Linked DNA regions of Homo sapiens: region 1 is linked to region 2. Evidence: read pairs that join two places in POLR2A ChIA-PET (ENCODE). Cell type or tissue: K562. All regions are shown on one strand. Links, peaks and the distances in the headings refer to the core of each region. The heading gives the core; the rest is flanking DNA.

The links. ChIA-PET counts read pairs that join two places held together with the same protein. Peaks named below come from ENCODE experiments on the same cell type or tissue, not always from the same donor. Only the 100,000 strongest peaks of a DNase experiment are listed, where the experiment ranks them.
Region 1: POLR2A ChIA-PET joins it to region 2 with 6 read pairs; 2 of 35 experiments call an interaction of 5 or more read pairs at or near these places.

The regions. Positions count from the first base shown.
Region 1 is chr3:143,175,793-143,181,592 of GRCh38, reverse strand. It overlaps the pseudogene PBX2P1. Among named protein-coding and RNA genes, the nearest start is that of CHST2, 59 kb to the right of the region's middle. In K562, for the core only: no CTCF peak of the experiment used is centred there; a DNase peak (open chromatin) is centred at 3,454.
Region 2 is chr3:143,345,579-143,351,378 of GRCh38, reverse strand. The region is part of intron 14 of SLC9A9 (solute carrier family 9 member A9); the gene reads left to right. It overlaps SLC9A9-AS1 (SLC9A9 antisense RNA 1), which reads right to left. Exons shown (of 4, transcript NR_048544.1): 4 at 4,308-4,393. Among named protein-coding and RNA genes, the nearest start is that of SLC9A9-AS1, 6.2 kb to the right of the region's middle. In K562, for the core only: a CTCF peak has its summit at 2,263; a DNase peak (open chromatin) is centred at 2,278.

The DNA of each region.
Region 1 (5,800 bases), core at 406-5,405, 170 kb after region 2:
CAGAACAGAGAATCCAGAAATAAGACTGCACACCTACAACCATCTGATCTTCTACAAACTTAACAAAAACAAGCAATGGGGAAATACTCCCTATTTGAGAAATGGTGCTGGGAGTGTTGGCTAGTCATACGCAGAAAATTGAAACTGGACTACTTCCTTACACCATATATAAAAATTAACTCAAGATGGATTAAAGACTTAAATGTAAAACTCAAAACCATAAAAACTCTAGAAGAAAATCTAGGCAATACCATTCAGGACATAGAGAGAGGCAAAGATTTCATGACAAATGCATTGCCAAAAGCAGTTGCAACAAAAGCAGAAATTGACACATGGGATCTAATTAAACTAAAGAGCTTCTACACAGCAAAAGAAACTATCATCAGAGTGAACAGGCAACCTACAGAATGAGAGAAAATTTTGCAATATATCCATCTGACAAAGGTCTAATATCCAGAGTCCACATGGAACTTAAATAAATTTATAAGAAACAAACAACCCCATTAAAAAATGGGAAAAAGACATGAACAGACACTTCTCAAAAGAAGACATACGTTGGGCCTGGTGGCTCAAGCCTGTAATCCCAGGACTTTGGGAGGCCGAGGCAGGCAGATTACCTGAGGTAAGGAGTTCAAGACCAGCCTGGCCAAGATGGTGAAACCCTGTCTCTACTAAAAATACAAAAATCAGCCAGGCATGATGGTGGGTGCCTGTGATCCCAGCTACTTGGGAGGCTGAGGCAGAGAATTGCTTGAACCCAGGAGGCAGTGGTTGCAGTGAGCCGAGATCACGCCACTGCACTCCAGCCTGGGTGACAGAGCTAGACTTCGTCTCAAAAAAAAAAAAGACATACATGCAGCCAACAAATGTTAAAAAAAGCTCAGCATCACTGATCATTAGAGAAATGCAAATCAAAACCACAATGACATACCATCTCACACCAGTCAGAATGACTATTATTAAAAAGTCAAAAAAACAACAGATGCTGGCAAGGTTGCAGAGAAAAAGAAGTGTTTTCACACTGTTGGTAGAAATGTAAATTAGTTCCACCACTGTCAAAGGCAGTGTGACAATTCCTCAAAGACCTAGAGGCAGAAATACCATTTGACCCAGCAATCCCATTACTGGGCATATACCCAAAGGAATATAAATCATTCTTTTATAAAGATACATGCATGTGTATGTTCATTGCAGCACTATTCACAATAGCAAAGACATGGACTCAACCTAAATGCCCATCAATGATAGATTGGATAAAGAAAATGTGGTACATATACACCATGGAATACTATGCAGCCATAAAAAAGAAGGAGATCATGTCCTTTGCAGGGACATTGATGGAGTTGGAGGCCATTATCCTTAGCAAACTAACACAGGAACAGAAAGCCAAACCAAACACTGCATGTTCTCACTTATAAGTGGGAGCAGAATGATGAGAACACATGGACACATGGAGGGGGAACAACACACACCGGGGCCTGTCAGGGGAGGGGGTGGGGGAGAGAGAGCATCAGGAAAGATAGCTAATGGATTCTAGGCTTAATACCTAGGTGATGGGATGATCTGCGCAGCAAACCACGATGGCACACATTTACCTATGTAACAACCTGTATATCCTACACATGTACCCCTGAGTTTAAAATAAAAGTTGAAGAAGAAAAAAATAAAAAAGAAAACGTTGGTTGGAACGTTTATAAACATTTCATTTCATAATATGCAAATCTGAACCCTACAGCAGCGAGATTATCATAAACTCAAGTCTCCATTGAACACTAGGCATAGTGGTTTAGCCCACAGACTCTGGAGCCAGACTTCCTGGATTTGAACCCTGGCTTCCTCGCTTGTCAACTGTACGGCTTTGTGCTGGTTATTTCACCTCCCTGTGCCACAGCTCTCAGCTTTCCATGCCTATAATGACAATAATAACATTAGTACCTGCTTCACATTGTCTCTGTGAGACTTAATGAGTTAAAAATGTATAAAGTTCTTAAAATGGTAAATACTAACGAGGCTTTTGAGAAGAATAATATGCCACATAATAAGTCATTTCAAGTTTTCAGTAATAAAATAGTGCTTATATCCTTTGAACCACAGATTTATCCTGTTGCCTTTCCCCATCTAAGAACTGTCCTATTTTTCATGTGAAAAAGAAACAATGGAAATTTAGAAAGTAACAAAAAAAATATTCACTGGCAAGTTACACAATATTCAAATGTAGAAATGAGAGATTGTTCAGTTTGGAATATTTTATGGGAAAATATTAGATAGGAACTAAATATAACTTAGCCTAATCACACATGGTCTCCAGGCCTAGGGACACATTGACATTTTTTTTTTTTAAAGAAATTTCTTTATTTAAAACTGCATTTTTTTTTTCTGTGAAACTACACAAGTTTACAAGTGAGGAGAGAACTGCCCCCGGCCCATGCCTCCCACCCCCCAACCCATCACATTTCCAACCTGTCCCCAGTCCTGCCCGGATCTTTAATGGGAGGGGTTCCCCACTCTGACAGTCTTGTAAAATCCTGAGAATGTCTGAGGGGATCAGATGGTAGGGTTCAGGGCTGAGGATGGGACAGTGTTGATGTTACTTTTCCCCCACATCTGGCTTTTTGCAACCTCCTCCCTCTCCCTACCCCTTGATTTTGGTGTGACAAAAAGATACCTCATTTATGCGGAAATTGAGGAAGATACATATACAAGCACCCCAACCCATAATTAACATATTTGGCAATAACTCCCTTCCCATTCTTCCCCCTCCAATTTTCAAATAGAGTTTTTTAAAAAATTAAAGACATGTCACTCACAGGGGAAGATGGCATCTTCAATTTCCTCAAAATTACTGAGTCCAGCCCTGCCCAAGGGTTGTGGGAAGAAGGGGGATGAGAGGCCAGCAGGGCAAGCCCTTCACTGCCTCCACATCAAATGCGGCAGAAACCTGCCTGCATGAACAAAGAACACCTAATGGATTTTAGGGGGCAAAGCTTGGTGCCCTGTAAAATTTACTTCCTGATGGACAGGCCTGGAGCCAGGGGGGCCTCTTTACCAGTTCTGTTTGTCCCCCTTTCTCTTACCAGAACCCCTTTGGCTATCACCCCTAATATGGGAAAGTAAGAAATAAAAAAAAGACAAGAAATCAACATATTTATTTAAAAAAAAAAAACAAGCTACTTCCCCAAACTAAATTAAAAATTAAGAACCACCACCACCAACAACAACAACAACAAAAACAACAACAACAACAAAAACAGATGGATCCCAGGGTTTCTTTTTCTTTCTTTAAAAAAAAAAAAAAAAAAAAGTTCAACCCCAAAGCCCAGTCAATAATTCCCTAAAGTAGCAGAAACTCCCTCCGAGGTAGATATCTGAGTCAGACACTCTCGTCCACCAAGCGATTCTATTGGTTTAAGATGAGCTGCGTATGAGGTAAGTAAGCTGTCTGGAGGGGCAGGGGTGGGGATGCATGGGGGCGTGTCCCATGTCCTCTGTCCAGAAGTCATGTCCCCATTTTTGGCATCTCTGATTGGGCAGGGCTGGCGTCTCCAGATTCCAGAGCCTACAAGTGGGGTGGGGAAGGGAAAGTGGGGGAGCCCAGGAGAGAAACAGAATAGTTGCAAGTGGGAGTATGTGTGTGTGAGGTGTGGGAGAGGGAGAGAGAAAGACAGAGGAGAAAAAGGGGTCTGAGAAAATAGGTTTCTGGGTATGTGCATGTTTCTGTGTAAGAAAGAAAGCGAGAGAGGAAAAAGTTGGAAAAAAGGGAGAGACAGACCCCACACTCCCCTTAGGGGCCCCATTCTTCCTGCCATGTAATTAGCACCCCCAGCACAGACAGTCTCATTAGGGAGCGGATGACCCCATTGGCCCTTCTCTGTCTTGTGCTTCTCCTGTATTGGGGTTTGTCCTCTGGAAGCCTGCGTCCTCTTCAAGAGTCGCCTTGTGAGAGCCCCCACCCCTGTGACCCTGAGGGGCAAGATCAGTTGGAGGTATCAGAGTGAACACTCCCTGGTCCCTCCGTTGGGGATGTCACTGAAGAGGGGGTCACAGCCTCTTGCCAGCTGCCATTTGCCCTCATTTCCCGTGGGCTGTACATCTGGCCTCCCCCGAGGTTATCCCCATAGCCCCCTGGCCCCATCGAGCGTCGGAGTGATGCCACCTGGGAAGCAGAATAGGAATCTCCGTTGAGCCCAGGCATCCCCAGAAACATGTCTCCAGATCCTGAGATATTGAAAGAGCCGCCAGAGCCTGCAGAGGAAGGGGGTGTCGGGGAGCTGGTGCTGCTGTGGCCCCCCTGGGTGACTGACACGGCTGTCTTGACAGCATAGATGTTTGCCTCCTCTTGGAACTTTCCGATGTTTTTCTTATAGCGAATCTTCTTGTTGCCAAACCGGTTGGAGACCTGAGACACGGTGATGCCACACTTCTTGGCAAGCTCCTCCTTGGCCTCCTCACTAGGATATGGGTTACTCAGGTGGGAGTAGAAATACTCATTTAGGACCTCAGTGGCCTGTCTGCTGAAGTTACGGCGCTTTCGTCTGGCATCCAGGAAACGGGAGCGCAGCATCATCATAGCCTCGCAGGTGCTCTGCTTCAGCTGCATCTGGATGGCGCTGAACTTTCGATGGATGATGCTCACCATGCGTTCCATCTCTTTGGGGGCCACGGGCCTGGTGCGGCTCTGCTCCCTCAGCAGGTTCATGACATGGGTCGTGAACTCATTACATGCCTGCTCATACTTCTCCAGTTCCGAGTGGTATATGTGACGGATCTGGGCAAGTTTGCTGCGATAGTCCGAGTGTTCGATGGAGTTGTCAGGGGACACGCCACCACCAGAGGCTGCAGCGGCTGCAGCTGCTGCTGCTGAGCCGCCCCCTTTCTCGGGCCCAGCCACACCCTCTGCCAGAAGCATGTTGTCCAAGCGCATCAGCTGTGGGTCCACCGGCTCCTCCTCCTGGGAGCTCCGAATGCTGAGGCCGGTTTTCTCCTTGATTTCACACAGGACGCTAAAGAGAGCAGGCTTCATTCGGTGGCAGTTTAGGGCGTGTTTCTTGGCCTGGGCCTCGTCCAGGCTCTGGTCGGTGATGGTCATTATCTGCTGCAGAATGTCCCCGATGTCTTGCTTCCCTCGGCCTCCCGGGAACCCCCCGCTACCCCCACCGGGGTCTCCGCCACCAGGAGGCTCGCCAGGGCCCCCAGGCTCCCCACTCACCAATCCCAGGCCCCCCCCGGGCCCCGCCTGGAGGAGGCGGCCCCAGTAGCCGTTAGTCCATAGCTGGGGGGGGGCCCTGAGGCCCCCTCCCTGCTCAGCCCCTCCCCCCGCTTGGTTACTTCTCCCCACAAACTCGCTGGGGCCGCTGCTCCCTCCGCCCCAACCCCCGCCCGTCTGCCCCCGGCTCTCGGCTCCCCCGGGGGTTCACCCCGGCACTGAAGGGAGACCTGGGATACCGGCTGGGCCCCCCACAGGAGACCCCGGCCCCCGGCGGCGGAGAAAATGGAGCCGGAGAGAGAGAGGAGGCCCAAGCGGGAGTGTGTGTCCACATTGACATTTTGTGTTGGTGGGTATGCAGACAAGTGTGTATGAGTACTTTTGTATATCCTGGGCAATAAAATTTCAAGATTTTGCTATTTTAAATTGCTGAATTGAAAAAATAGCTATTTCTGGGTCATATACCATATTTGCTTGGATATCATGAACCCTTTGTTAGCAGACAGATTTTCAGTGTATGGCCAGATTTAAAGGACTCTTTTTGGGTATTGGTGAATTTACACTGAGGATTTCATGTTCCACTGCAGGCACCTTCTT
Region 2 (5,800 bases), core at 286-5,285:
TTTTGCAAACCTTTGAAAATGTTGTCTAGGCCATTTAGAAGGGACATAATAATATTTAAATCAGGGTTTTTCAAACTGCTGATCATAACTCATTAGTGGTTCTCACAAGCAATTTAGTGGGTTCCTAACCAGCACTTCTTAATAAATAGTAGACTAGAGAAAATATCACAGTGCATTGAGAAATTAGAAGTAAATTTTGTTTCATAAAACTTGTTTCAGGGGTGTGTGCATGTACCCTGGGTTGTGATATAACATGTATGCCTTAATGGGATCATAATCAAAAAGGTTTTAAAACCTTGATCATTGCTGGTATAAAATTCTTGTGTAGGAACCCTCAGGCCTTTCCCCTAATTGCTTTAAGTACCCAGCAAGTTGAGCAGGGAGCTGTGAGAACACAAAGGAGAGAGAGCCCTCAATTCTGGGTTTATTTTGGAAAAGTTAACAGTTGTTGGTAGATTCGAGCTGAACTTTGAGAAAAAGATGGAATTTGACTAATAGCAACTGGAGGGAGCTGGAGTAAAGGCCAGATTACGGGGAGAGAGAAGCAACACGGAGCTGTGGACAGAGCAATGAGTTTGAAGATCTGGCTGCTAGTCATCCCTCAGCCCCTCAGCTATGGAACTCTAGTTCCAGGCCTGCCCTGAGCCACTATTTTCTAATCTGTAAGATGAGTATAATCATATTTGCCCCACAAAGTAACTGTAAATTTCAAATGGAAAAAGGTGAATGAAACCACTTTGAACACTAGAAAATACCAAACAAACACAACAGACGTGTTTTCTTTTTCCAGACAAAGCAAAGGTCACAAGTAAAGGTGCAAATGTGGAAAATTATTGTGTGTGCTTGGGGTTAAGTGAGGATTGCAGCTCGGCACATATAAGGTTGGCCAGGGAGGAGAGACTAACAAGATGTGTTCACGGAAATCTGAAAAGATTTTGAGTATCAGGTGAAGGTGTCTGGATTTGACTCAGTAAATAATGAGGAATCAGATGATTTGTAGACATAAGAGTGACATAGTCTTGTTTTAGAAAGAGCTAACAGCAGTGATTAGGGAGAAGTCACGGGGGCCTCAATTATGGTAGTTGCAATGGGAATAGAAAGGAAAAGTATAGATGCCAGAAAACTCTGGCCTCAAATCCATAGAATCTGATGCCGCATTATTGGGGGTACCAGGACTGCAGAGAGAAAGGGCCAGGCAGGTGCCAGTTGTGAGGAAGTAGGAGCCCCAGGTGACTGTGGGGTTCCAGCCCTCATGACTAGAAGTCTGCTTATGCCAGTCAAAGAAACAAGGAAGGCAGAAAGACTACTCTTGTGGGGAGACAATATGTGTGGTTGGTTCCCTGTCTCCAGGTAGAATCCTATTTATATGAACCTGCTCCATTTACCTACTGAGCCAGTTCTTCGAGGTAAACAAGCCACTTGCCCAGCCTTGCCTCGCGGATGGAGTTCTCTAAACCTCTGAGTGAACTTGTTTTTCTCTGAGTGGCTCTCTCATAGGGGGATGCTCTACAATTAATATCCTACTCAAAAATAGGCAGAATACTTATTTTAGTATTTTGTGCTAATTCAGTCTCATCAACTTGTCTTCTATCTGTAGACTTCACTTAAGTTAACCGCCAGGTTAACTGATGTTATGAATACAACATTGATATACCACATCCTACCAATCAAGTTCAGACTCAATCGCCTGGAACAGCACAGAGCATGAGTCAAATAGCTAGGTTCAGATCTTTGTCACCTACTAGCTGTGTGACACTGGGAAAATTACTTGAACTCTCTGAACCTTGATTTCATAATCTGTAAAATGGGGACAGTGACAATGATAATACCTATCTTGCAGGATGTTTGTGAGATTCACACTATTATACTTACCATACATAGCATAGGGCCTAGAAAAATTAGGTCCTTGATAAAGGGCTGCTCTTGTTATTATTATTAAAGGATGTGAGTTGATGGGCCCCACCCTCCTTTACAACCACATGCTGAAGCTTTTCCCTAGTTCTGTGGGATGAGGCTAGTCCTGGTTCTGTCCAAAGAAAAGAGCTTCCAGGGCTGACCTGGCAGGACCCACCTCTTTAGGAGCAAAAAGATTATCACCATCCCTCTCCTTTCAGGTAAGCACCTTTAAGCCCAGCTACAGGCTCTTCAGGCAAAATTACTTTGTTCCAGCTCAGTGATGGACTGAAAATGCTAAGTGTCCCTCACAAAGAATAAACAGGCAAAGATGGGACTGCTACATGCGTGTTACTCCCGTCTGCCAGTAGCTGGGGGCAGAGAGTTGGAGACTGAGGAACGAATAGGTCCCCATGGCTGTAGTCAGCAGAGACCAGGGGCAGCTGGCTTCCTCCTGCCCCAAGATCAGGGGATTCTTGGGAATCTCAACATGCAGTTGAACCCCAGCAGTCACAAAGCAGCAAGATTAGGAGTCAGAAGTTCTGATTTTGAGCCCAGGCTTTGCAGGCTGCATGAGCTTGAACCAGTCTCTCTAAGCTCCAGTTTCATTTGTAAAGTGAAGGAAATGCCCCTCCTTGTTTTTTAACCACAACAGCAACTCCCCCGTACCCAAAGCGTTCTAGACACAATTTCATGAACTCCTAAGACCTTGACAACCCATGATTCTCATATGGTATTCTCCATGTTTTTTAATAGGCTTGGGAAGTAGAGTTCATTTTTTAGCTTTTCCAACCAAAACTATATTGCACAATGGAAGTGCTTATAACAAAGTATTCTGTAAGAATTTGGCTTTTTATTGGCCAAACAAAAGATACTTTCTTAAAAAAGGAGTATACATTCACTCATGGTTTTATATGAAAAAAAGAGATGCCTAGCCCTCTGTTTTACACTTGGAACCTATTTTCTAGAAATATGGTGCACTTGTCATGGTTTTTATCCTTACAAATTCAACATAATGTAATAGCTCTGTTTGATGGCATATAGTAAATAAAGGTGCTTTCTTAGACTCCCAGGAAGTAAATAATTGGCATATTAACTTCCTGTGATTCAATCACAGAAAGCTTACATGAAAATGAAAGAAATAAATGGAATAAAGTCCAACAGACTGCCATCAATAGCTGCTTAACTTCGGGCCGGGCGCAGTGGCTCACGCCTGTAATCCCAGCACTTTGGGAGGCCAAGGCGGGTGGATCACAAGGTCGAGATCAAGACCATCCTGGCAACATGGTGAAACCCTGTCTCTACTAAAAATACAAAAATTAGCTGGACCTGTAGTCCCAGCTACTCAGGAGGCTGAAGCAGGAGAACAGCTTGAACCTGGGAGGTGGAGGTTGCAGTGAGCGGAGATCGTACCACTGCACTCCAGCCTGGCGACAGAGTAAGATTCCCTCTAAAAAAAAAAAAAAAAATTACTGCTTAACTTCTTATCCAGCTTTCGACTGAGCTGGTTTTACCCTATTTCTGATAGAAACAAGGAAGCAATCTTACCTCACTTATGATATGCCAGAACTCATCTTTTTATGAGATAATTTAAATTGATTGTCACCTTACAAATATATTTTTCTAATGGCATCCCCCGTATCATCTTGGTTTTGGAACAATCCTTTCAAAACAGAATTAGAAATAGCTGCTCACTCACAGATCTATAAAATACATCTCAAGTATTTGGAAGAGAGGGTTGAAAATATAGCTGTCCCAAGTCTATCAGAACAACTGTGGATGAGTGGGGGCAGGGGACAATATTGGTGGTCTTTTTGTTATAGCAAAGGGCAAGAAGCATTTCTCTCTCCTTACAGGTAAGGAAACTGAGGATCAGCAAAGCTAGGACTAAAACCCAGGGCACAGGATTCCCCTATCCGGGTGCCCTTTCCTTACCCTGTGCTTTATAACTCTGGACCTTAAAGAGATGTAGTTCCCATCTAATTTCTGGTTTAGCCAAAAATGCCTGCATTTTCTTATGCCAGATTCTGTTTGGGGGAAGATAGAATTTCATTTTTATTCCTCCATTTATCTGTTTCCTTTGGGTTATCTTCTTGATTTCCCCTTTTATCTTTCTCATCATCCATTTGTTAATGCAAACAAACAAAACTATTTCTGCTTCTTTCCCACAACTGCCATCTGATTAAACTCTACATAAGGTCCCTTCTTTATTAAAGCCCTAAGTAATTGGTTGTGATGCTTGTGACGATTACTGGGCCAATACATGGCTACATTCAATGATGAAATATAGCTAGGATGTTTCTTCTGAGAAAAATTTGACCTGTCATCTCGTAGCCTCACAGATTGGTATATTTTGGAGTTGTAGCCACTGCTTCAGTGTATGTCTCCTACCAGGTCCAAGTTAAGATCGTTGAATTGTTAGATGCTTTTTATTTGAGGCTTACATGGTGAGGAGAAAATAGAAAATTCTATTTCCTTTCATCTGCTTCTCTTTTTCTGTCTGAAAAATAGAGAAAAGTTAGACTTGTTCTTGAGCATATTTATTATTTGATAAAATTGACAAGAGTCATCTGAAAAATTTTGTAGAGTTTGAATACAAAGTTCTTACTATTTCTTCTCTCATTTTCTATATAGTTAGTATTTTATTTCTTTCCCTTTTCATTTTAACCAAACTTTTGGTTTTTGTTTTTTTGAGACGGAGTTTCACTCTTGTTGCCCAGGCTGGAGTGCAATGGCACTATCTCGGCTCACGGCAACCTCCGCCTCCCAGGTTCAAATGATTTTTGTGCCTCACCCTCCCGAGTAGCTGGGATTACAGGTGCCCACCACCACGCCCAGCTAGCTAATTTTTTGTATTTTGAGTAGAGATGGGGTTTCACCATGTTGGCCAAGCTGGTCTCGAACTCCTGACCTCAAGTGATCCCCCCCGACTCAGCCTCCCAAAGTGCTGGGATTACAGGCATGAGCCACTGCACCCAGCCTAACCAAAGGTTTCATAAAAATAATATTAAAATAGAACAGAAAATACGCATACTACAGAAAAAGAAACAAGACTTTAGAATGATTATTTTTAAGCTTATTTTCTGCAACATCAAGAATCAGTTTTCTCTAGCAGTTAGCTCAGCCTTTATTTCATTAAGAATAATGGGAAAATTTAAGGAGGTTTCCATTTGAGTAAAGTTTTGGTTTTCATCCTCTCCCTCCATTGTTTAATCATCTGGACTACAGTTCTTTTTATAGAATAATCTTCTTTTAGCCAAGTGAAAAGGCAAAAGTATTTTTTCCATAGGTTTTTTATGCTGAGAGAGTTTCAACTGGCATATTGGGAGAAATCTATATTCAGGTAAGAATATATATATAAGGCTGGGTTTGTCTGTGCTTGGGCCCTCCTACGAAGTCTAGGGAAGAGGGAATTGTTAAAACTGGACCTAGGTCTCTTTTCCCTTTAGCTTAATTAAAAAAAAAATCTTTGCATTCAGTAGCTTTAAAGAGGACATTTATTTTCCTCCTTCTATAGACAAGCTGTATTAGGGTGGCATATGAATAAATGAGATCCTTCTTTGACCTGATAGGGACTCCAGTTCACTAATGTCTGTCCTTTCTCCACCTTCCTACTTGTTCAGATTGGAATCCATTCTCCACTATTTCCATATCACCCTTGCAAACAGTCTGGATTCCATCATCTTTTTGTTATACCCATCTGGAAAAACCCTAACCAGAGATGAAGGCAACATGTTGCTTTTGGGCACACTATATCTGCATAGATGAGCCCTGTTGGAGAGATTTACACACCTGCAGAGACTGGTTCCCTTATCTATTATTGATCAACAACTTCAGATAGACCCATACTACCCAACTATCCTGCTTTACCTCTCTCATCATTTTTATCCTCAACTGCGCCCAGCCC